3 separate regions of the Homo sapiens genome follow, and all the other regions are linked to region 2. The links are chromatin loops, found by intact Hi-C in ENCODE. Cell type or tissue: PC-3. All regions are shown on one strand. Region 1 overlaps CDC73 (cell division cycle 73). Region 2 overlaps LINC01031 (long intergenic non-protein coding RNA 1031). Region 3 overlaps CDC73 (cell division cycle 73).

Region 1 (8,000 bases), 190 kb after region 2:
CTAAAATATAAATGGATTTTAATTAAGCCCACTTTAAATATACAATAGTAAATTTAGTTGATAATTTAAGACTAAGTTATCTTACTATCGATTCTTCCCTACTACATATGTCATAAGGTATCATTATTATACACATATGTAAAAACCAACCACTACTAAGATATTGATCCAGAGACTGATTATTGTAAATCCCATGGTATTCATTTCATCATTTTCATTTTACTTAAACTGCTACATTCGGGAGGCCAAGGCAGGCAGATCACGAGGTCAGGAGATGGAGACCACCCTGGCTAACACAGGTGAAACCCCGTCTCTACTAAAAATACAAAAAATTGGCTGGGCGTGGTGGCAGGTGCCTGTAGTCCCAGCTACTCGGGAGGCTGAGGCAGGAATATGGTGTGAACACGGGAGGCGGAGTTTGCAGTGAGCCAAGATCATGCCACTGCACTCCAGCCTGGGCAATAGAACGAGACTCCATCTCAAAAAAAAAAAAGAAAAAAAAAACTGCTACAAATGTATTCATATTCTGCATCTGTTCAAATATATAACCAGAAAGCAAGTTAAAATCTAAATAAGGCCGGGCACGGTGGCTCGTGACTGTAATCCCAGCACTTTGGGAGGCAGAGGCAGGTGGATCATGAGGTCAGGAGATTGAGGCCATTCTGGCTAATACGGTGAAATCCCGTCTCTACCAAAACTACAAAAAATTAGCTGGGCGTGGTGGTGGACACCTATAGTGTCAGCTACTTGGGAGGCTGAGGCAGGAGAATGGCGTGAATCCAGCAGGTGGAGCTTGCAGTGAGCCGTGATAGCGCCACTGCACTCCACCCTGGGAGACAGAGCAAGAATCCGTCTAAAAAAAAAAATCTAAATAAAATATAAATACATTTGTCAAAAGAGGCTTCTAGTTCAGAAAAAAAAATAATCAACTACTACATCCTCCTGTTAAACTCCAGTGCTAATTTCAGATTGCTACATATGAGTTTTGAGATACTATCAGAAGTCAATGTACACTTTTCAAAGATGTGTAAGTTGGAAAGTACAAGTACAAATGCTCTTCAACTCACAATGCAATTACATGCTGATCAAAAGTCAACACAGCTAACTAATCTGACGACTCTTTCCTTCATGAAATATTCTTCCTTCATGCTATGGATTGAATGTCTCCTCTAAAACCCATGTTGAAATTTTATTCCATTCTAATAGTATTAGGAGGTGGAGCCTTTAGGAGGTGATTAGGTAGGTCATAGGGCTCCACCCTTACGAATGGATTAATGTTGTTATTGCAAAAGTGGGCTCGGATTCCCGAAAGAGTAAGTTTGGCCCCATTTCTCTCTGTGTCTCATTTGCTTGCTTGCTTGCTTGCTTGCTTGCTTGCTTGCTTGCTTGCTTCTGCCTTCTGCCATGAAATGACCCTCACCAGATGCCACTGCTATGCTCTTGGATTTCCCAGCCTACAGAAATATGAGAAATAAATTTCTTGTCTTCATAAATTACCCAGTCTGTGATATCCACAGCAGCACAAAACAGACAAAGATACTTGGCCTCTGAGATGCTACTCTCTCTTGGTTTTACCCCTAATGTCTGACAGTTCCTTTGGGGCTCTTCTTATGCTGCCTATCAATCACTTAACATTTGAAGGAATATGTAGTAAGAATCTACTCTAAGCCAAACACCTTGCTTGGCACTTGGGTACAATGATGATCAAAAAAGACATGGTCGCTGCCCTCATGAACCTCAAATACAACATAATTTCTCTTCTTTAAACAAGGCATTCTGTTTCCTTGGCTGGGACCACTCTTCCCACCTTACCCCTCTCACCTCCCTCACTAGTTTTTGTTCTTTAGGTATCACTCCTCTTTACTCTCAACTAAGTTAACTGCCCTTGCTGGGTGTCTGCCCTATAATGTACGTAATAATTACCGCTTATTTAATATTGACTTCTGCTGAAGAGTATAACTTCTGTGAGAGCTAGGACCAATGCACCTCTGGTCAGTGTTTAGCACTTGCCTAGTTTGTAGATGTTAAATAAATACTATACAAATAAATATGTATATAAAATGAGAGGCTGCTTGAAACATAACTATTATCACTATACCAGTTGCAGTGCTAACTAGTTCCTATAATTCTCTGGAGCAGCAAATATAAGTCTCAGGACCCCTTTGCACTCTTACAAATTACTGAGCACCCCAAAGAGCTTTAAGTTTGTGTGAACTACAGTATCTATTGAATTAAAGATTAAAATTGAAAAAAATTTAAATTCTTTTAAAAATAAGAAAACAAGATTCCATGTAAACATAATAGCATATTTCATGAAAAATCACTTTTCAAAATGCATAAAAGTAATGACAAGAAAGAGTGGCAGGTTTTAAATTTTTGCAAATTTCCTTAATCTCTGGCTTAATAGAAGACAGCTGTATTCTCAGATCAGCTTCTACATTCGACATTTATTGTGCTTTCTTATTTGGTCATAAATGTGCTATCTTATTTGGTCAAAGAATACCGAGAGAATCTATCCTCACACAAACAGCTGGAAAAGGTTTTTCAGGTAACTGTGGATAGTCTTCTTTGATATCATACCAAAATGCAATAAATGGTTCTTAAAGGTTAATGCAACATGGAAACCACATCCATAAACTTTTTGCATAGGTACTTTAAAATCCATCAGTCTCCTTGCACTTTAAATGAACTTTCTACCCATGCATGATTTGTGACAGCATTCACTGGTCATCTGGAAAATATCAATCACTGAATTATGCACATTTTCCAAATATTAACATGGTTAATTATACAGTATCAACAAATTATACTTGTTAATATTATTTGTAAAAGACTCACTAGAAGACTTTAAGAATTAGAAAATTGCTTGTTTCTTTACTTATGGGTGGAAAAAGAATTAGAAAAGTGTTATGGTGACAGCAGCATAAAGAAACTTCCCAAAATTCTAATTTTCTCACGAAAGCTGTCATTTTATCATTGGCAACAAATACTATCAGTTGCTTTCCTTCAAGGAACAAATTTATTTCCTTCATTTAAAAAAAAAAAAAAAAAGTCTGCCAAATAACCAAGTCTGAATAACAGTTACTTAAATAAAAAAATGTTGATTCAGTTCATACTTCACACAACGGCACAAGTCTCTTGATGAGAATAACCATCATGTTTGCAGAAGTGCTTCTACATTCCAATTTCGTCACACAAAATAATAAAAAGACACACTTGAGGGTCAAGATTTAACAAAATTCATAAATTTTAAAAACGTCATCAAGGACATTCGTGAGTAAAGAACACAATGGCTAAGTGCCATTGCCTTGATTCACACCATGACCAGCAGTTTTACCAACCATTGATTGTGTACCATCACTGCAAAGGTCAATACAATGAAAAATGCACATAAAATCTTAGTCTTATTATAAAAAATAGTTGAAAATATATGAAAAGCAAATCTCACTACTTTAAAAATAAAGAAGAATTAATCAATATTATCATCAATCTACTATGCAGCAGAATTACAGGTGATTAACATCTTCCTTCTAGTGATCTCCTTTTTATTAGTTTTTCAATGATGAACATATACTAATTTATATAAGTTTATACATGTTTCTCTTCAGATCGTATAAACCTTTCACCTAATTTATGTAAGTTTAAAGGTGTGTTTTCTAAACGGCATTATAAAATCAAGTTGCTTTATTTGGGGTCCTTGCAAAAATAATAACATATTTATACCTCTCATGAAATTTTTTTTTTTTTTTTTTTTGGTGAGACAGAGTCTCACTCTGTCACCCAGGCTAGAGTGCAATGGCACAATCTTAGCTCACAACAACCTCCACCTCACAGGTTCAAGCAATTCTCCTCACTCAGCCTCCCAGGTAGCTGTGATTACAAGCGCATGCCACCATGCCCCACTAATTTTTGTATTTTTAGTAGAGACAGGGTTTCACCATGTTGGCCAGGCTGGAATCTAACTCCTGACCTCAACTGGTCCACCCACCTCGACTTCCCAAAGTGCTGGGATTACTGGCATGAGCCGCTGCACCCAGCCTCTCATGAATCTTGAACCTGACTTTTGTTCCTGAAACTCAAAAAATAAGAAAGCCCTGATAACTAGTAATAATGAAGGTCTATCTAAAACCCACAGGGCTTTAAGTACCTAAGGGTATTTTTTTATTCTCACCTGCCTAAGAGTATTTTTAGAGTTTACCAGATAAAAACAATACACAGAAAGACTATCAAAGTATTTTTTATTTTTTAATACTAATAATACTCAGGCAAGCCTAGCTACAAAACAATTCTTTTATTAACTTATTTTTTTAAAAGATATAGTGGTACCAACAATATTAAATCAGTAAGTTTAGAAATGATGGTACAATCCTGCCACCTAGAGCTCAAAGAAAACTGTTCACTTCAGTTACTTGAAAAAGTAATGTTTGGTCTAAAAGTTAGGTAGGGTATATCACCTGTTTTTATTCTTCTACTATGAGTTTGAGATTTTTTTATTTTAATGAACACTGGTGGATCAACGTAAGTCACAATATTTCTCAAGTATTAGCCATGCTAGACAGTGAAAATCAGTATCAACAAATCATTTTGTTGTAAATAGCAAAAATGGAAGTTTACTCACATCCTCAGATTTCTCTATAATTCTAAGCTCTGGAGAATGATTCTTAATCTCAACCTTAGGTACTTTGTAAAACAAAGTCAAAGTACAAAAGAAAAAGAAATGATTCTTTTCTTCATATACTCTTTTCATAGCTTTATTTCTACTAAAATAGCAATGTAAATTTAAGACTAAAATCCCAAAATTCTACAATCAAAACCAATTTGCCTAAAACAATGTTAAATTTCAGTTTCACAAGTAACTTTGCACACTTCAACATTCTTACTAGATCATCATTATTAACAACTGTGCATCAGTGGAGAAAACATTTAAGAGAAAATTGAGGCACTAAAGAGGAAAAGACAAATGAAAGTACATAAATCAGGATAAATGCATCCTCTTTTTGGAGATCCATGAAAATACTGGACATTCAGTATTTCAGATTTTTATCTTTCAAAATATAAAGTGCATATCTCCTTTAACCAGCAATTTGTTTCCAAGAATTAATCCTTTGGCTATATACACACAAACACACAAAGGTACGTGTACAACAATGTTTTCTAATGCATTATTCATAATAGGGAAAAGGAAGTGAGGGAAGGAGGAAGAGAGGGAAACGGGAGGAGAAAGAGAGAAAGGAGGAGGGGGGCAGAGAGAAGAAAGGAAGGACAGAGAAAGGGAGAAAAACTGCACAATCTTTGGAGCAAAAACAAAAGAAAACAATTTCCATTAATAGGGAGCTAATGAAAAAACTGCTATACCCACACAACAGAATATAGTGTGTAAAATATACTCAATAAATGTTTGCTACAGATTTCCATAAGTTCTCTACCATGTGAGAAAAAAAAATAATGATGGCATTAATAACCAGAGAACTTGCCATCAATATTATTCCATTTATTAGGTTTAAGCAAAAATGACTCAACAGGAAAACTGGGCCATTCTTTGATTTGCAAATGATCTGTGAAGGAGCTTGCATTTTGATTCCTACTTTTTCATCAGCATCTCTGATGTCTAACAACCATATTCAAGAATGGAATGGTAAAAATGGCCATCTGGAAATCTACATTATTACTGAGCTTTCAAAGAGATAAAACTTGAAACTTCCACCTAAAAGCAAAGTTTAACCAATTCTATAACCACAGATTAAACGCACTCTCTCTCTCTCTCTCTCACTCCAATGAATGAGTAAAATATTTTAATTACCTTTCCTGTGCTTTGTAAGATAGTTGTTCGTGTCCTCCATACTCTCTCTCTGCTGACAATATCTCGGGTCACATCTACCTCAGCATCCACAAAACTCCTCTGTTTAAGGGCAGTTATGTCATCATCTAGATCAGTCTTGATAGTAGATCTTTTCTTAGCCATAATTTTGGCTTTGATTGCAGCAATTTTTTCCACTGACATAGCTTCAGACAAAGACCTAAAAGCAATTTCTTTTTTAAATTTTCACAGCAGGCATTCCTGGAGTGTATCATAAATATATTTTGTTACATTTATAAATTTCTGGTAAAAACACTTACATGGCAATAATTAAGGTTTTCTTATCTGTAAGACTGACTTGCTATTCTGCAATTATATAAAATTTTTATAAAGAATTCATGTCGAGATATTACTCTAAGAGCAAATTAGTAATTTCTTAGAAGTATCAATACAACAAAATTCTTCATGGTTTTTCATCTCTTCCCCACAAAAAAGCAGGACTCATTAATATAGGTGCTTTTCTTTATATTTTCTGTATCTATGGAAATTAAACACACACACAGATGCCACTTTGGAAGGAGGTAAAAAATCCATCCTACAGAAAGTTCAAAGCCTAGGTTTTCCTTGAAATTTATTTCAAGGTTTCAAACTTGTATGCCATAGTGCAGAACATAATTTAAGTGACAGGCTTTTATATGCCACAAAAACATACTCCTTTAATCTCTGGAAGATAAAGCCATATTTTATACAGTTTTCTTTTTCTTCCCTTTTCTTGATTTTCAAATAGGCAAAATAGTTGAAAGAGACTATGTTTGCAGAAATATAAAAAAAGACAACACTGAAAGTATACGTCATAAAATGATAATCTTAAGCAAAGTGTCTTTTATCATGTAAAATGAGAAAAAGAATTAAAAAGTGTTTGGGTACCTTAATAACAGTAGACAAAAATATTACTTTAGTCACAAGATGAAAATCTTGAAATATGTTTACACAAAATCTAGAAAAAGGACAAAAATTCCTGCAGGTTTAAATACAGTAGTATTATACAGTATTCTAATTTTATTCAGATTAGGTATGAAGGTACTTTATAGTAGTGCTCATATGCATCTGGCATTTGATGCATTTTGTGTAATACTGTGCAAATTTCCCTTAAAATCTAAAGCACACCAGCATACCTTAAGCCAAATTCAAATACAGTACTCCTGTTTGGCTTTCCACAGTTTCAGTTACCTGCTATCAACCACAGTCCAAAATATTAAATGGAAAATTCCAGAAATAAATAATTCGTAAGTTTTAAATTATGTGCCGTGCTGAGTAGCCTGCTGAAATCTTGTACTGTCCTGCCTGGGACACCTGCCTGGGATATCCGGACACGAATGATCCCTTTGTCCAATGTATCCATACTGTATACACTGCCTGTTAGTCGCTTAATAGCCATCTCGGTTATCAGATCGACTATGGCAGCATTAAAGTACTTATGTTCAAGTAGCCCTTATTTTACCTAACAATGGCCCCAAAACACAAGAGTAGTGATGCCAGCAATTCGCATATGCCACTGCCAAAGTGCTTCCCTTAAACGACAAGGTGACCTTGGCACTCCTTGGCTAGAGTTCAGGACTATCCGAGGTTTCAGGCATCCACTGGAGGTCTTGGAACATATCCCCAGAGGGTGGATGGGGGACTACCGTACTTCTCCAAACTATAATCAAGCCTCCAATGGACTTTGAAACATAGAATTTTTACTTACAGCCAAGATGAAGTACCAGAGACTAGACTAACCCTCCAGCCTTTAAATAACCAGTCAAAATACATAAAACAATGGTTTACTAGATGCTAGATATCAAGCAATGAAGGACAGTAATTCCCTAACAAATGAGAAACAAACAAGGTAAGCCCTATGACTGCCTCAGCTTATTGCCTGTAAGTTTCCAAGACATGGCCTTGGGAGGAGAACCCATGTAGAGCTGAGCGGATTCTCTGATAAGAAGAAATGGAGCTGAGACTACAGCAAGACCAAGGTGTTTAGAATTCATAGGTCAGAAGACCTGAGAACTGCACAGAAGATCCCCCTCACGTACCCCAGCAGAATTCTGACTAGCACAAATATGAAGAAACTATGTAAGGTTGAATAAAGAACCACCCAAGTGAATTAGACAGAATAATGCCTAGTGTTCACACAAAGTGAAGAATAGTGCCTGTTCCA
Region 2 (8,000 bases):
AAAACCAACACTGTTTATTATGCTGTTCAAAGTAACAAAATGTTCCCAGATTCAATCATAACACAAAACAGTACAATTTCTGAAATCAACTTTAATCCAATTATTTATTCATACTGAGTTTTATGTTGGAAAGTTTTGCAAATGATTATAAAACCAGCGTCTAGATTAAGGATTGCTCACTAAAATGCCAGCAAGAAAACCTAAGTCTGTGATATAACACATGAAGGCCAATAAAGAGGTGAGAATATTGTTACAAACTGGGTAAGTACATTCAAACTCAAATTTTAATTGATTGTGCTGGACAAATAAAACATGTCTACAAGCTAAAGCCTCCAAATTAGCAGTTGTACCCTCAAGCTTAGCTGCATAACATAGGTTGCTTTATACTACTCTTTAAATCATTGGTAATAAGAAAGAACAAAATGGCTGGGCGCGGTGGTTCACACCTGTGATCCCAGCACTTTGAGGGTGGAGGCAGTTGGATCATGAGGTCAGGAGTTCGAGACCAGCCTGGCCAAATTGGTGAAACACCGTCTCTACTAAAAAAATACAAAAACTAGCCAGGCGCGGTGGCAGGCATCTGTAATCCCAGCTACTCGGGAAGCTGAAGCAGGAGAATCACTTGAACCCAGGAGGTGGAATTTGCAGTGAGCCGAGATCGCACCACTGCACTCTAGCCTGGGCGACAGAGCAAGACTCCATCAAAAAAAAAACAAAACTACCCTACCCTACCATAAAGTTATACGCAATCATCCAAAGCCACATACTGCACTGAAGCACTAGCAAAATATTAATTACCAAAGGACTTTAGTGCATATGTTAGAAGACTGATTTACTTTACATTAGCTTTATCACCATTTTATCTTCTAAGACCTTAGTTCCATGATTTTCTTTCTGCTGTTCCTATGAGTGAAAGGCCTTTCTCCCCTCTTCATTACAGTACTTCTTTATATCAACTCTACTACCTTATTTCTGTAAAAATCTTTGACCTTGTTTTTTAAGTCCCAATTAATAAGGCACCTCCCCCAGGTACATTTCCAAGGAAACTAAACATTCCTTCTTTGGGTTTTTATTGCACTTTGCTATATCTAAGTACTTACACATTTCAAGGTATATTACAGCTTTTTGTGAGGCCTTTGTGGGGAAAGAATATGTCTTATTCATCTGTATGTATTCAAGACCTTGTACCATACTTGGCATGTAGTATTTACATAAAAAATGAATGTGCATGAAGCAATAAATAAATGAGGGAATAAGTGGGTTTATTAGATAGTTTAATATTGAGGAATGCAAAATAATTACATTAAATCCCTTTCTGCTTATGGATGATTAGATAGGTCCAGAATTCCTTTAACTTTTCTTTTCAGGCCAGACGCGGTGGCTCACACCTATAATCCCAGCACTTTGGGAGGATGAGGTGGGTGGATCACCTGATGTCAGGGGTTCAAGACCAACATGGTGAAACCCTGTCTCTATAAAAATCCAAAAATTAGCCGGGCGTGGTGGTGCATGCCTGTAACCCCAGTTACTCAGGAAGCTGAGGCAAAAGAGTTGCTTGAACCCAGAAGGCAGAGGTTGCAGTGAGTCGAGATAGCACCACTGCACTCCAGCCTGGGCAACAGAGCAGCTCTGTCTCAAAAAACACTTTTCTTTTCAATATGTTTACCACATTTATTTCAAAAAGAAAAGCAGACTACTTATAATGTTAGCTTTGTACGTCATCTTACCACAATTCTCTTTATAAGCTGGTTCAAATCATCTTACTTGGCAAAATAGAGCTTACCTGATCATAGATTAAAATGTAAACTGTGTGACATAAAGTGGCATACAGCCACTGTCACCACTCTTCTGGAATGCATTAGTGCATTAATATCTTTCCAGAGTCCTGTCCTGAGTAATGGTTTAACAGAATTTAGAGCAGATAAGCTCCAGATTTCATCTCCCCCCTGCCCTATTGACCTGCTTCTGAAATTCCAACTGCCTGACGCAGTCAGCTAGGGCTTTCCTCTGCCTTTCCAATGAAAATTATATATTTTCCAATGTAAACATTTAATTAATGTTGAATTAACCGAACCCAAAATATCGATGATTTATGACAAAATTTAGTAAAGGAAAATAACCATTTAAAGGCCTCCCCAGGAGGGATGGAAGGGTGGCAAGGGTTGAAAACCTACCTGTTGGGCACTGTGTTCACTATTTGGGTGATGGGTTCACTAGAATCCCAAATCTTAGTATTATGCAATATACCCATGTCACAAACCAGCACATGTACCCCTTGAATGTATACTAAAATAAAAATAAAAATTTTAAACTAAACACCTTATATTTTCACCAAAAATTAAAAATTAAAACCTCCCCAAAAATGGAGCTTTCGCAAAATCTGAGTTTCTAATTTCCATTCCAATATGTTCCTTTTCTTTAATTATTTCATTTATGTATTCATTTCTCAAGATATTTATGTGTAAAGTGCATAGAGCTAGATATAAGACAGGGAAATGCCTTCATGCCCCCATGCAGTCAAAAGGGATTTAGAAACAACTAACTGATTATTACGATTTACTGTGAAGAATACTATAATCAGGAAAAGTGCTGAGCAAATGTTGGAAATGACAGAAGAAAATACTTCAGACTTAAAAAGCTGAGATATGCAGGAAAACAAATGTAGTTGTCCCTCGGTATCCATGGGGGATTGGTTCTAGGACCCCCAAGGATACCAAAATCCAGGGATACCCAAGTCCTTTATATAAAATGGTGTAGTACTTGCATATAACCTACGCACATCATCCTGTGTACTTTCAATCATCTCTAGATTACTTACAATACCTAATACAATGTAAGTGCTGTGTAAATAGTTTTGTTATATTATATTATTCTTATCTGTTTTATTTGGTGTTGTATTGTTATTTTCTTTTCTCAAATATTTTCGAACCTCAGTTGGTTGCATCTGGATATGGATACAAAGGGCCGACTGTAGTAAAAATAAATCTCCTGGGAAAGGGGAAATAAGACAACCACAGAGAGGAAGAAAAAGTATTTCTAAGCACATATTTGATCATTTCCCAAATTTCATACTTCATCATGTGTACAATACAAAGTATTCATTCTGAAACTCATAGTCAAGTTTTAGTAATGATGAAGTCATTTATATTTGACCAAGCCTCAGAAAGCTAACAATTATACCTCTCAACAAAGTTTTAAAAAACAAAACCATTTGAAGGCACCAGAGGGCAACCATAAGCAGGTAAAAACTATAGAAGATTAGGCTTCTGAAAGTATCAGGTTGTTGCAAAAGTATAATGGTGAAAACTACAATCGCAAAAGTAATTACTTATAATGGTGAAAACTGCAATTACTTTTGCAGAAACCTAAACCAAATTATGTTCACTGGGTGAGGTCCACGTTTCTATGGTTTTTCCTCAGGGGTAATTCCCAGTCCACATTTAATGCAGGATAGACAGAACTCATGCAGAAAGGCAAAACATCATCGAATTGAGAAGTCAGTGTGTAGTGGCTCCCAGAATGGCAAGAATTTGAGGAGGAAACCCCCTCAAAAAGAAGGGGAAAGCCCCAAATCTATATATAAATTATCTTAAAATTCTTGGCTAACCACTGAACTGTGTATAATCAAGAACAACTCCAAGGAGCTCAGGAAAAAGAAACAGCTAGAAGTTTGAAAAAATTGAGCAAATAAGTTATCTATTGTACACCACGGAGAGACAAAGTTTGGAGCTTGAATCCTACCAAATTAGAGGGGCTCAAGAAACATAACGGCCTTTCCCAAGGTGTATTATAACAAAGCATAAGACCAAGCATTCCTAAGATAAAGGTGACAATCCAGTAACTGAATTGCTACTAGACCAAACAATCAACACATCAAAGGTAACAGAGTCTAGTCTCCCTAATGCGTCATACACAATGTTGTGTATGTAATTTTTTTGTTTGTTTTTTGAGACAGAGTCTCGCTCTGTCGCCCAGGCTGGAGTGCAGTGGTGCAATCTCGGCTCACTGCAAGCTCCGCCTCCCTGGCTCACGCCATTCTCCTGCCTCAGCCTCCCGAGTAGCTGGGACTACAGGCGCCCGCCACCTCTCCCGGCTAATTTTTTGTATATTTAGTAGAGAAGGGGTTTCATCGTCTTAGACAGGATGGTCTCTATCTCCTGACCTCGTGATCCGCCCGCCTCGGCCTCCCAAAGTGCTGGGATTACAGGCTAAGCCACCGCGCCCAGCCATGTGTATATAATTTTTTGAATTACTTCACATTTTAAATACTAAGTAAAGGTGACCCATAACCAAGAAAAAATAAAGCAGTCAGTAGAAACAGTTCCTGAAATGACCTATATGTTGGAATTGACAAACTAAGACTTTAAAGAAGCTATAACAAATATGTTTAAGAACTTAAAAATAAGTCATAATAATTTCAACACAGAAATGGAAACTATAAAAAATAACTAAATGAAAATTTTAGAACAGAAAATTATAATACCTGGAGTAAAAATTTCACTAGATGAATGCAAGAGCAAATTGGAGAATAAAAAGTTAGTGAACTTGAAGTTGTATCAATAGAAATTCATTCGAAGGAAAAGAGAAAATAATTAAGGAAAAAAAAAGCAGAGCTTCAGTGACAATATCAAATAGTCTGACCATATGCAATTGGAGTTTCAAAAAATATAGGAAGGAGAAATGGATAACAAAAAAATACTTGAAATAATGGTTAAAAATTTTCCACATTTGGTGAAAAAAAATTAACTTACAGATCCCACAAACTCATAAAACTACTGATATATCCAAAAATATGAATGAACCTGGAAAGCATAATGTTGGGCAAAAGAAGTTAGACATAAAACACTGCATACGTTTGTATTTATAGGAAGCCCTAGAACAGACAACACTAATTTATGCTGAGAAAAAGCGAAAAAATGTTTGCCTATAGCGGATGGGGAGGATAGAAGTAGGAATGAGAAAATGTTCTTTATCTTGACTGTAATGATACTTACACAGGAATATATATTTATCAAACTTATTAAATTGTACATACACTTAAGATCTGTGCACTTCACTGTATGAAAATTCTAACTCAATAAAAATAGAATATAAAAAAGAAGTTTGTTTTTATCAAATTCTGTTCTGTGCTAAAAATGTAAATATAGACCATCCTGAATGTTGAAACCAGCATCTGAGATAACAGGGAGAAAATGTTGTTTTTGCTATAAGTTACCCTATAAGGAAATGTTTATCCACTTTGGACCTAGTGTCATTCAGTAGCATACACAACAGTTTCTACTAAGCAAGTTTCTCAAATAAAAAAAAAGAGTATCATTCCAAACATCTCTGAAATAACTCACAGTACTTTTTGAATTCCTTACATTGTTTTTTAGTAATATATTTAAAAATCTGATCCGTGGGATGACAGCTGCTGTCTAACAGAACATGGTGGCATCTGGAGTTAAAACAAAGCTGCTTCCCTTTGAAAGGACTGCATTCATGATGCTTTAGAATCAGTGCATATCCTCTCCCAACTGGGCTTGCCCTGGAAGTAACCTCTGATGAATTGAGTGTCTCTCAGGAATGCTGACCAACTGGGGAATGAATAAAATGTCTTCTCAAAATAGAGAATTAAAGCCATATTCTAAAAATTACATACAGCTGGCATAGCACATGCAGTACTCTTAATAACTGCTTTCTCCAAATGGTCAAACACACACCATTCATACTGGAGTTGCAGCAGAATGAAGCACAGTCAAGCTTAAACTTAAGAAGTTCATGGTACTTTTAAGCAGTGGCTACACTTACAGCTTCTTATCACGGTCAATGGAACTCTTGATGTCGATTGTCTCTTCATTTACCACAATCAAGAACAGCCCTAATTAGAGGTTATGGAAGTGGGTTTCTATGCATTACTAGGACCTACTAAAGTCCAGATGGGACCCTGGACATTTCACAGAATTGATAGATAAGACTAAGAGTCAGTTGTACACCTATGAATACCCAAGTTAGGTATCCTAGGACTTCGCCTGCTCCATCTAGTCATTATTGAATTACCTTGATTTTAATCTAAGTGGTCTACCTTGGAACTCTCTACCTGCAAGAGCAAGGGGGCTAAGCATAATGAAAGAGGAGACACATCCACGTACACTGACCTGTTAGTATCCCTGCCCCCTCTCAACATCTGAAGCTGAACTGAACCTACTGTATTTGGAGCCCTATTCTGCCTCTAAATGTTAGCCTTGAATCTTAGGCCAATTGCAGATTAAATGCAGACGAGTGCGGAGGGGATACAAACATATAATCAAAACCATAAGCATGCATTTTCCTGGGTATCTTTCCTGTTCTTCTCATTTCTAAATGAAGACCTAAAATGTTCATCTAAAAGGGCAAGATGATATGAGAAATCCTAAAATTTCTATGTCTCTGTATTTTCTTATACATCTATTACAGTATTTCCCATATTATACTTTAATATATCAGCACATACTTATGTAACAGAATGTCAAGTGAGATTATCTTATCCTGGAATTGAGGCTAATGCCCAAAGCAGAGAACAAAAAATACTAAGTATCTCACATTCTAAATAGAGCCCATTGCCAGTAGACTCACTTCCCCACAGAGATTATAGAGCAGCATCAGATCAGAACAGCCCCAGTAAAGAAACAAACACTCTCACTTCAAATAATGTAAAAGGAAGCTGGGGAGAAACAAGTCATCAGCCTTGTGGGGAATTCAGTGCCTGTCATGAAGGGCTACTATTACCTCCTTTCTTTACTGGAGACAGAAGGGAGATATATTCTTCCACTCCAAGTTAAGAGGGAGGATAACAAATAGAAAAAAGTAAGGAAGAAACTTGAGGTTATGGGATCAAGAATGTAAATAATGGAGTTAGTCTTTAATTAGAGGAAGTGACAATGAATACCAGAGAAAGCCACCCTCCTGATGGGAATGGCAGTATCTATATTTCAATGGATTTAAGAGTAATCAAGGTCTAATTTTTGATGCCTAGTTCACCACTGCAATTGAAAAAAAATTGAGTTTTGGTTGAGGGAAAAGCAAGAGGTGGAATAGAACTCTCCAGCAATCATCTCCTTACAGATACATCAATTAGAACAACTATCCATGGACAAAAATACCTTCACAAGAGTTAAGAAAGCCAGGTAAGAGATCACATTAACTGGTTATATCATAATAATAAGAAAAGACACAAATGAAGAGGGTAGAAAGGACACTTTTCCATTACCCATGTTACCCCTCCCTCAATCCCAGGCAGCATATCGTGGAGACAGATACCACCTGCTTAGGGGAAAGTAGGGAATTAAGCATAGAATTTTGTATTGGATCCCCAACACTGAGCCTACCACACTAAAAGCCAACAGTGGGCAGAGTCCCACAGCCCCTGACTTCAGGCCAGTACCCATGGACTGAACCACCAGACTTGTCCCAACACCAGGTGGGAACCCATAGCCCATGCCAAGCAGACTCAATCTACAGTTAGCATCACCACTGGACAACTACAGCAGCCTTGGACTCAGGACAAGCCCTAACAGAAGGCAGCCCTCAGAAGTCTGCTATAAGATTCACATGTACTCCAATGCTATGTTAGCCTTGGAGGACGCAGAATTCCAGACAGGTACTGCACTCATGGTGATATTGGGCTTAGGAAGCTTTCTAGTGCTGCAATGGCTGCAGTGCAGGCTTACAGGCCAGGCTTTGGGAACAGTACAGAGGATCTGCCTAGAAACTCTGAAAAGGCTTACTACTGAAGGGCATTCCCAGACAAAAATAGACTGCAAAGACGAAAATAAGCATTTACTTCTTCAATGTGCAGACAACAACATGAACACAAAGATCAAGAACAATCAGAGAAACACGACATTTTTTGTCCAAATTGACAGAAAAGAAGGTGCTAGTGACTGACCCTAAAGAGACGGAGTATATAAACTACCTGATGAAAAGTCAAAATGAATGTTTTAAATAAGCTCAGTAAATTTCAACAAATACAGAGAAACAAT
Region 3 (8,000 bases), 83 kb after region 2:
CATCTTCTGGTAAAATCAAGGGACTGTATACACTCTTATTTGCCCAAAGGCTCCAGGCTCACAGCAGCTGCTCTATTCAAGACAGGGTAGTTGGCAGATGGAAACAGAGATTGAGGGGAGGGAATTTAAGATACATAATCAAACCATCTCCCTAGAACCTGTTTACCATGAAAGATGTAACTAAGTTTAAAAGTGGGTGGAAAATAAATAAATACAGGGTGACAAGATGAAAATACAAGAAAGAGATACAGTAATAGTGCAAAATGCATGACAGAGTAGGAAAGGTGTAGGAGAAATACATATGAAGGACAAGTCCCTGATGGGTGACAGGATGTTTAAAACACTGGAATACGAGGAAATAAAAGATTCTTACATGCATACAGGTTTGTGACATATAGCATTAAGAAGTCCATGGCTTCTGTTTCCTCTGTCATGAAAAGGTGAGGTCACTTCTGGGTGAAGAAAGTGTAAAGCTGGGTCATAGCTGGATCATAACATCTAAGGAACTGGCAAGGGAGTGAGTGAGAACGAAAAACTCAACATCAATCGCCAAAAAAGAAAAGGTAAACAACTTCATGCTTGCTAACATGGAAATGGATTTGGGTAAGATCTAGATAAAGTTCAGAATAGCATCTAACCATCTCACTGTAGGCAAAGAAAATTCACAACCTCCCAAGAATTCTCCCCTAAAACCCAGAACAAAGCAAACTGAGGAAATCAGCCAGCCCATAGAAAAGTCAAAGAAAAATCCTCAAGAATGAAAATGCTTTCCTACCACACTAAAATCTCCAGGGATTCCTTTTAGCCAGCCACCCACCATTGGGAACTGCTCAGGATATTCTCTCTTAGTAATGAATTGCACATACAACTGGGGGAAGTGACCCCCCAACTGGGGCAAGTGACCCCAGCACTTAATGAAACCTTAGAGGGCATAGCTCAGATTTTCCAACAAAGGTTTTAACCACTTTCAGTATCATTAAGCGACAAAAGTAGCAAAGAATACAAGAACTAGCCTCACATGAGAGCAAACTTAGAAAACAAGACTCAGAGGGTGGGAAGGCTGTCAATAGTGTCTTAGTAAAAGTCTTCATCATCTGGGCTAATGGGACAAGTATGTAATTCTTTAACAATTTGGATGTTGGAGAAAGGCACTGAAATGATCTATACCTTTAACATTTTATTAATTCATCTTTAAATATATTTTCATCTTTAAATATTCATCTTTAAATATCTAATCAAAGTTTTTAAAGCATGGATCCTGTAAAGCTAATGCCAACCAGTCACCGGTTACCTTCTCCTTGTTGCCATCTTTCTTCTCACTCCTATGCTTGTCATTCTCATTTCAACACTTACACGAGTAATTGCAGCCCCATAGATCCTTGACTCCTCATTTTAATGAATACCTCACCCTCTCTATCTCAGTTACTTCCAAGGTCTTGACTTTTTCTCATCAATATCAGATCACCTCTGAAGTCTTGACTTCACACATCCCATCCTCTGACCACCTCCCCCTATCTTTCAGGCTCACTTCATTGTTGTTATCAGTTCACAGGACAGCACCACTTTCTCACCATTCACCACCTTCCCTCTATCATGTATTCCTTGAACAGCTTAGATTCCATGTTTCAGTACTACAATTATTACCTTGAAAATATCTCCAACTCCCTGGCCTGCTTCTACTGCCATCAAAATAGCTTAAAAATCTAACTGCAATTCTCTATACCTGAAATCAAGCAACTAAATGTCACTGGAGAAAAATCACACTAGGTTTGCCTAGCTTTTCTTAAATTCATGACAACCCCAGAAGCATATAACGCTGTCCAAATTAGTATTTTCCCATTAAGCTGAAGTCGTCTTCTCCTCAAATTCCTACATCAAACTGCTTTAGCCTTAAACTACTTTAATGCATCTCAAATTTATTTCATCATCAGTGACCCTTACACTTCCTTTTTGTCCTCAGTAGTGCATTATGGAATAAAAATATATTATCTAAAAATATAAATATTTTAAAATTGTGATATAGTCAAGCCCTTTAAAAACATTAGTGATGCTTAATTGTGCTAAAACAACTGAATGAGCCACAAGGAAGTTCACTTGATCTCCCCCCATTTACACTGACTCGATAAACACTTTCAAACTATTCCATTTTAAAGAAAAATGTTTGTATTATTAAAAAGAGAGAAATAGATGGCCATTACACTTAGAGTATTAACATTGTGAACTCCATGAAGGCAGTTCTTCTGTGAGTATCCATTACTATATTTTATTAAAGTGAATATGTTGTATAACCCAATGTTTTGACTTGTACTTTGTTGGCAAAATAATCATAGTCCAATAAAATATCCAAATGTAATCAAAAGTATCTCCCAAATGTCTTCTGCTTCACTATGGTCTCAGCTCTATTTACATTACTTATGTAATAGAAATCATCATTCTCTAGATGAGGGTGAATTATAAACTATAAATAATTCTGTGTCAAAGGATCCACAAGTAATTATGAGACAGATTCAACAACAAAGCCTTCTTCAGAGCTACTTTACATTGTTTTCTAGGGTCATTTAAGAAAATAAAGAGGAAAAATTATTCCAACTCACCATAAATGCTGATAATTACATGAGTAAATATGAAAGTACTTCAGAAAATGAAAGAAAAAATGCTTATTTGGCAATGTGCTGTTATTTATATACTAGCACCTTTGAGCCTTAAAAAAATTCAACAGCATTTACAACACATGCTATATCTATTTTAGCTATGCAGATGCTCACTGAAAAGCAGATAATCAAAGGAACAGAACAGCAGAAATAAAATACATATTTAGTGGGCACTTATGAATTGAATAAAAATTAGGTTTGAATATAGCCCATTAAACTCATCATTAAAGAAATTTTGTTGCAGAAGATTCACAATTATTGGTACCACTGACATGATGCTGCTGTTAATGCTCTGATTATATGAGTACAGTTTGTTTTGAAACTACAAAATGTTAAAATCAGAATGCTCAAACTGTGAAGGTAATGTAATTTACCAGGACACACTCTTAATTCTACTATAATAATAACATAGAAAATTTGACCATAATCAAACAGTAAGTTCAGCAGAGCATGAACTTGCTACCATTACGAACTATGATTCTATACATTATTTAACTCGTTAACAGAAACTGTAAATGGTTTTAACTCATTAGTTTCCAAAGTGAAATTTATATTTCATTTATTCCTCAGAGAAATACTATGCCTGACAAATCCCAATAATCTTTTCATGTAAAGATAGCATTCCAGCCCACAATACAGCTTCTAACTTCTTCGTATGAATGTTTTTGGGGGATTGAGGACAAAGGGAGAATGGAAATGTCCCTAGTGCTCTTAAAACAAAATAGGGCAACATGTTTTATTTACAATTGAACCTAAAATTTAAGAGCCCACCAAACTGGAATCAGAATGAACAGAACAGGCCAGGCATGGTGGCTCACGCCTGTAATCCCAACATTTTGGGAAGCCGAGGCAGGTGGATCACCTGAGGTCAGGAGTTCAAGACCAGCCTGGCTAACATGGTGAAACTCTGTCTCCACTAAAAAATACAAATATAGCCAGGTGTGGTGGTGCACACCCATAATCCCAGCTACTCGGGAGGCTGAGGCAGGAGAACTGCATGAACCCAGGAGGTGGAGGCTGCAGTGAGCCAAGATCGCAGCACTGCACTCCAGCCTGGGTGACAGAGTGAGACTCCATCTCAAAAACAAACAAAGAAAAACAAACAGAATGAAAAATAAAACAAAGAAAACAAAACAAAGAAAAACAAAAAGAATGAGTAGAATATTTTATGAGTTCACATGGCACCCAAACTTAAACTCTAATTAAGAACCACTTTGAGAAACAGCACCAACTGGTGGTTAAAAAATCACTTACAGCACTTACTCTATGTACATGAACTGCATTACTTATGAAGCATTATAATCAAACTCAGGTTAAATAGCTTTTAGTAAATTTAAAGTGGACAGAAATGGAATTCAATGGCAAACAAAATCCTCAGACAGATCATTTGCTTAAATTCGACATAGCATGAACCCCACTTTTTGAATTTTGGCAATAAAACTAGTTTTATTTCATTAGCTTTACTCATATAAAAATGCTTCCCACTTTTCAGTAAATGGCACATATTTATAACTTCCAAGATGCCCTTATAAAGATTACCTAAAATAATACACAGAAACCCAAAACACATAAAAAACCTGCAAGTATTATCTATTATATACTAACTAAATATAAATCTTTATACATCTATTATACATTTTCAATTTTTCCTTAGTTATTATTCCAACAGATATAAACAATGCTGGGATCAACATACTTGCAAATGTGCCAACAAATATGCCAGAATATATAGGACATGGCATTTCAAAATTCCCACTCCAATTCTTAACTTAAGTCAACTTTAGTCATTTCTCCACTTTTTATTTCTATCATTAGAATAGCTGGGTGAATCTCAAACACAAGTGAATAAATAGTAGAAATTCAGTCAAGTAATATTAAGGCTAATGTAATTAAATTTTCATGTTGTACTTTTTTAAAGAAACAGAGCAGCTGCCAACTTTTCAGCTGAGAACAAATTTCTATAGTTCTTATTTTATAAATTATTTCTCAGCATTCTATATGGACTTTAACCAGACAAACCAATAATTTCTTTATTAAGAATCTTTTTTTAAAAAGTATGTGTATATGAAGGGCTTTAATAAACTTCCAAAAAAATTAAAAATAAAAAATTTAAAAAGACTTATCTTACTCATAATTTTGCATTTAAACAAGCAATTTCAAAACACAAAGTTTACAGCTACTTTCTAAGCCATTAATTTGACTAGCTTTTATAAATAATTGTTGTATTTGTAATATTATAAAATATACTGCTAGTCTCAAAAAATTTTATATACTTTAGTTCAACAAATATTCCTCCCCACCCCTCCAAAAAAGAACAATGTAATCACTTTAATTTTTGTTAGCAGTCAGAAAAATTTTTATTTAGGAAAAATATTCCCTCAATATTTATTAGATAATGAATCTTATTTAAATGAATAGTTTACTTTTACTTTTCTGTGTAGACCAATTTAAAAGTATGCCACTTTCCTTTCATAAGCAAACTGTATTTGTCTCATTCTACATGGCAGATCAAAAATTAATACTTCTTTCTGCCTTAAAAATTATGAGATTTTCCTCATTATGAATTAGTTGTTTTTATATGGATTACTGTTGTGCTGCTAAAAACAAATGTTAGTAAAAGTTATGGAGACATGGGAAAAAAACAAACTATAATACTAGTTAATAATGAAATACATTAAACATTGTTTAAATATTAAACAGTAAAATACTCCTATATTAAATAAATAATTAAAAATTGCATTTGTCAATGGGAATATAGGCCAATACCACCAATAAAAGGGATGGTCTAGTGCAAAGGGTGGCCACAAAACAACAACAACAACAAAAAATCAAAAACCACACATACATACAGAAAAGAAGGAAGAGGAAACACATTTAATACTGGTACTGTTTTCAATAACAAATTAAACCAGTGATTCTGAATCCTTCCTGCACATTCAAATTACCTGGAGAACTTTAAAAAAAATACTGATGACCAGGTCTTGTCTCAAATTACATGAAAATGGGAATCAAGATTCAGGCATGGATATTTTTAAAAACTCTCCAAATGATTCTAAAATGCAGTCAGGGTTGAGAGCAACTGATTGAAACCTACATATTTCTTACTGTTCCTTGACTGAGAAGAATGTCCTATAAATATAGAAATAGAACTTTTTCCTTTACAGGTTGGGCATACAAGGGTATCTCCAGTTAGCAGTAACTTATGGAGGGGTAAGTCAAGTTATTAATTTATACTTCATTTCCATTAAAATATCTACTTATACCTCTCTTCATTCCCTGTAATTCTGTACTCTCAAACTCCAAGACCAAGAAGAGTCGAACTACACTTTTATAATAAATTTGTTACACTGAAAATACATTATTCATTCATGCATGTAAGTATTTACTGAATGCCTACTATGTGCAAGGCACTGTGTTAAGTACTGCTATATAGGACCATGTCATGGGAGAATAAATGGGAGTGGCTGAAAATTTTTGTTTTTTAGAATAAACAGCTAAAAAATAATGGAATGAAATTAATTACATGGACCTAAATAAGAGACTAAATTGTCAAAGAGGAAAAGAAAAAGAGGTGCTTATACTAAGGGTCTGATTTTAAGATAGATGGTTATAGCCTATTTGTCCTTTTCCTAATGTTCCTTTACAGTATTTCCATAAGCCTTTGAATATACATAAGGCAAATTCAAAATAGAAAAATAAACCTCATTCAAAGTAGATGTTCCTAATTTTAACCATATTCTGTCTCAAGTAAAGTTCATAAATAAGTACAAATACCAAAAATCTTTATGGGAAGGTAGTTCATACTGACTTGTAGTAGTCTTGACAAGTAATCTTACATAAAAATATTACAGATTCTGGTCCTTGACTATTTCATCATGGAGAAAGTTTACACAACATGTAATTTATTTTGGAAATATATTTATATGCTAAGAAAGCCTAATGTAAACAAATTTGAGTTTTCTTTTATCTTTAAGGAAAGAAGACGCTAAAAAGGGAGGAAAATAGGGGTAGAATCTGTTCAAACCTTGTTAAGTATGCTAAAATCTAGTAATTTAAAATGCTGACTGTTCCCTTCTGAAGAGCCTTGTAAATATCATGTGAATAAATATCTTTTCTAGTTACTAGTGGTATGAACTATGTGATCACTTAAAAAATAATAACTTCTCATTTTTGTGACAGTGTTAAATTTCATTAAGAAGCTAGATAATGTCAGCTTAATACCTATGAAAGGCCTAAACGTTCACCAAAAATATGTTAACCTAGGAGAAAATTGCTGGGAATAAAAACAGAGAAAAAAATGACATAAGACTGTGATCAGCAAAAATTCCAATGGCAAAAACACTTTAGGAAAGTAAAGCTTCCTAGTTGCCTTTAAGGAAAAAAAAAAAACAAAGTGAAATCAAGGTTCAAGGCAAATGGTCACTTGATGTACCTTGGATGCAACATTTTGTCTGAAGTAGAGAAATAGTAAAATATTTCACTAAGTTAAAATATAGTTTTTATATTTTATACCATATTGAATACAGACATAAAAATACCAGTGTTTTTCTCTTGTTTCTTTTCAGACAATTAAGCAAATGTTTTCTTTGGTGCCTGGGAGTTTATCAATATTTAGGGATAATGGAAGATAAGAACTCCAAGACTGACAAGCCTAAAATAGAAGATTCAAAATCCTATACCATAAAAATTACAATCAAAAGTGGACTAAAGAGAAAAGGAGCTTAAAGTTATACTGCAATAGGGCTGATACATATTCTTCCCCCAAATCATACTCTGGCTCCCAAAATAAAAAATACTACAGCCTATTGTGGTTTTAATCTGTGTTTTGAGATTTTTTTCAAATGGAAAGATATTACAGATAGAAACACATCATTCTAGGTTTCAAAATCACCAAAGTCAGTGAGAAGAATGTACATTCATTTAAATGTAATCATTTGTAAATAAAGAAATCTTGAAAAGGCTGAACAGTTCAATCAAATTGAAGAATTGATCTAGATTTTTCATTATTCTTTTTAAATAATGAGTAAGTGTAGATATAGTGTACATACAAGTTGACATTCTGATTCATTCAAAATAGTCACATCCCTTTGCTTGGTTTTGGATGTTCCAGAGACTAAAATTTAATACCATTCATAACATAGTATTTTCAGTAAAAAGAATTATAGAGCAATGAAAAATCAGAAGATGGCTCAGAGAGCCTTATAATCTCTAAATATACACACATTTATAACCTGCATTTATTTTCTAAAGAAACAAATTTTAAGTAATGCTAATTTAACCAATGGAGAAAAAACTTCTATCAAAATATACAATTTCCATTACAGACTAGAAGGCTAATATTAAAAAAAT

The links. Peaks named below come from ENCODE experiments on the same cell type or tissue, not always from the same donor. Only the 100,000 strongest peaks of a DNase experiment are listed, where the experiment ranks them.
Region 1: it touches region 2 in a loop (6-fold over the local background); 2 of 110 quality-filtered maps call a loop at or near these places.
Region 3: a loop joins it to region 2, with 4 times the contacts of the local background. A loop is called at or near these places in 4 of 110 quality-filtered maps.

The regions. Positions count from the first base shown.
Region 1 is chr1:193,139,867-193,147,866 of GRCh38, reverse strand. CDC73 (cell division cycle 73) reads right to left here. Exons shown (of 17, transcript NM_024529.5): 7 at 5,801-6,017. Among named protein-coding and RNA genes, the nearest start is that of MIR1278, 7.4 kb to the right of the region's middle. In PC-3, a CTCF peak has its summit at 4,396 (motif pointing left); no DNase peak of the experiment used is centred here.
Region 2 is chr1:193,333,508-193,341,507 of GRCh38, reverse strand. The region is part of intron 1 of LINC01031 (long intergenic non-protein coding RNA 1031); the gene reads right to left. Among named protein-coding and RNA genes, the nearest start is that of LINC01031, 33 kb to the right of the region's middle. In PC-3, a CTCF peak has its summit at 3,234 (motif pointing right); a DNase peak (open chromatin) is centred at 3,147; H3K27ac peaks cover 643 bases.
Region 3 is chr1:193,250,885-193,258,884 of GRCh38, reverse strand. It overlaps CDC73 (cell division cycle 73), which reads right to left. Exons shown (of 17, transcript NM_024529.5): 17 at 4,070-8,000. Among named protein-coding and RNA genes, the nearest start is that of LINC01031, 50 kb to the left of the region's middle. In PC-3, a CTCF peak has its summit at 3,867; no DNase peak of the experiment used is centred here.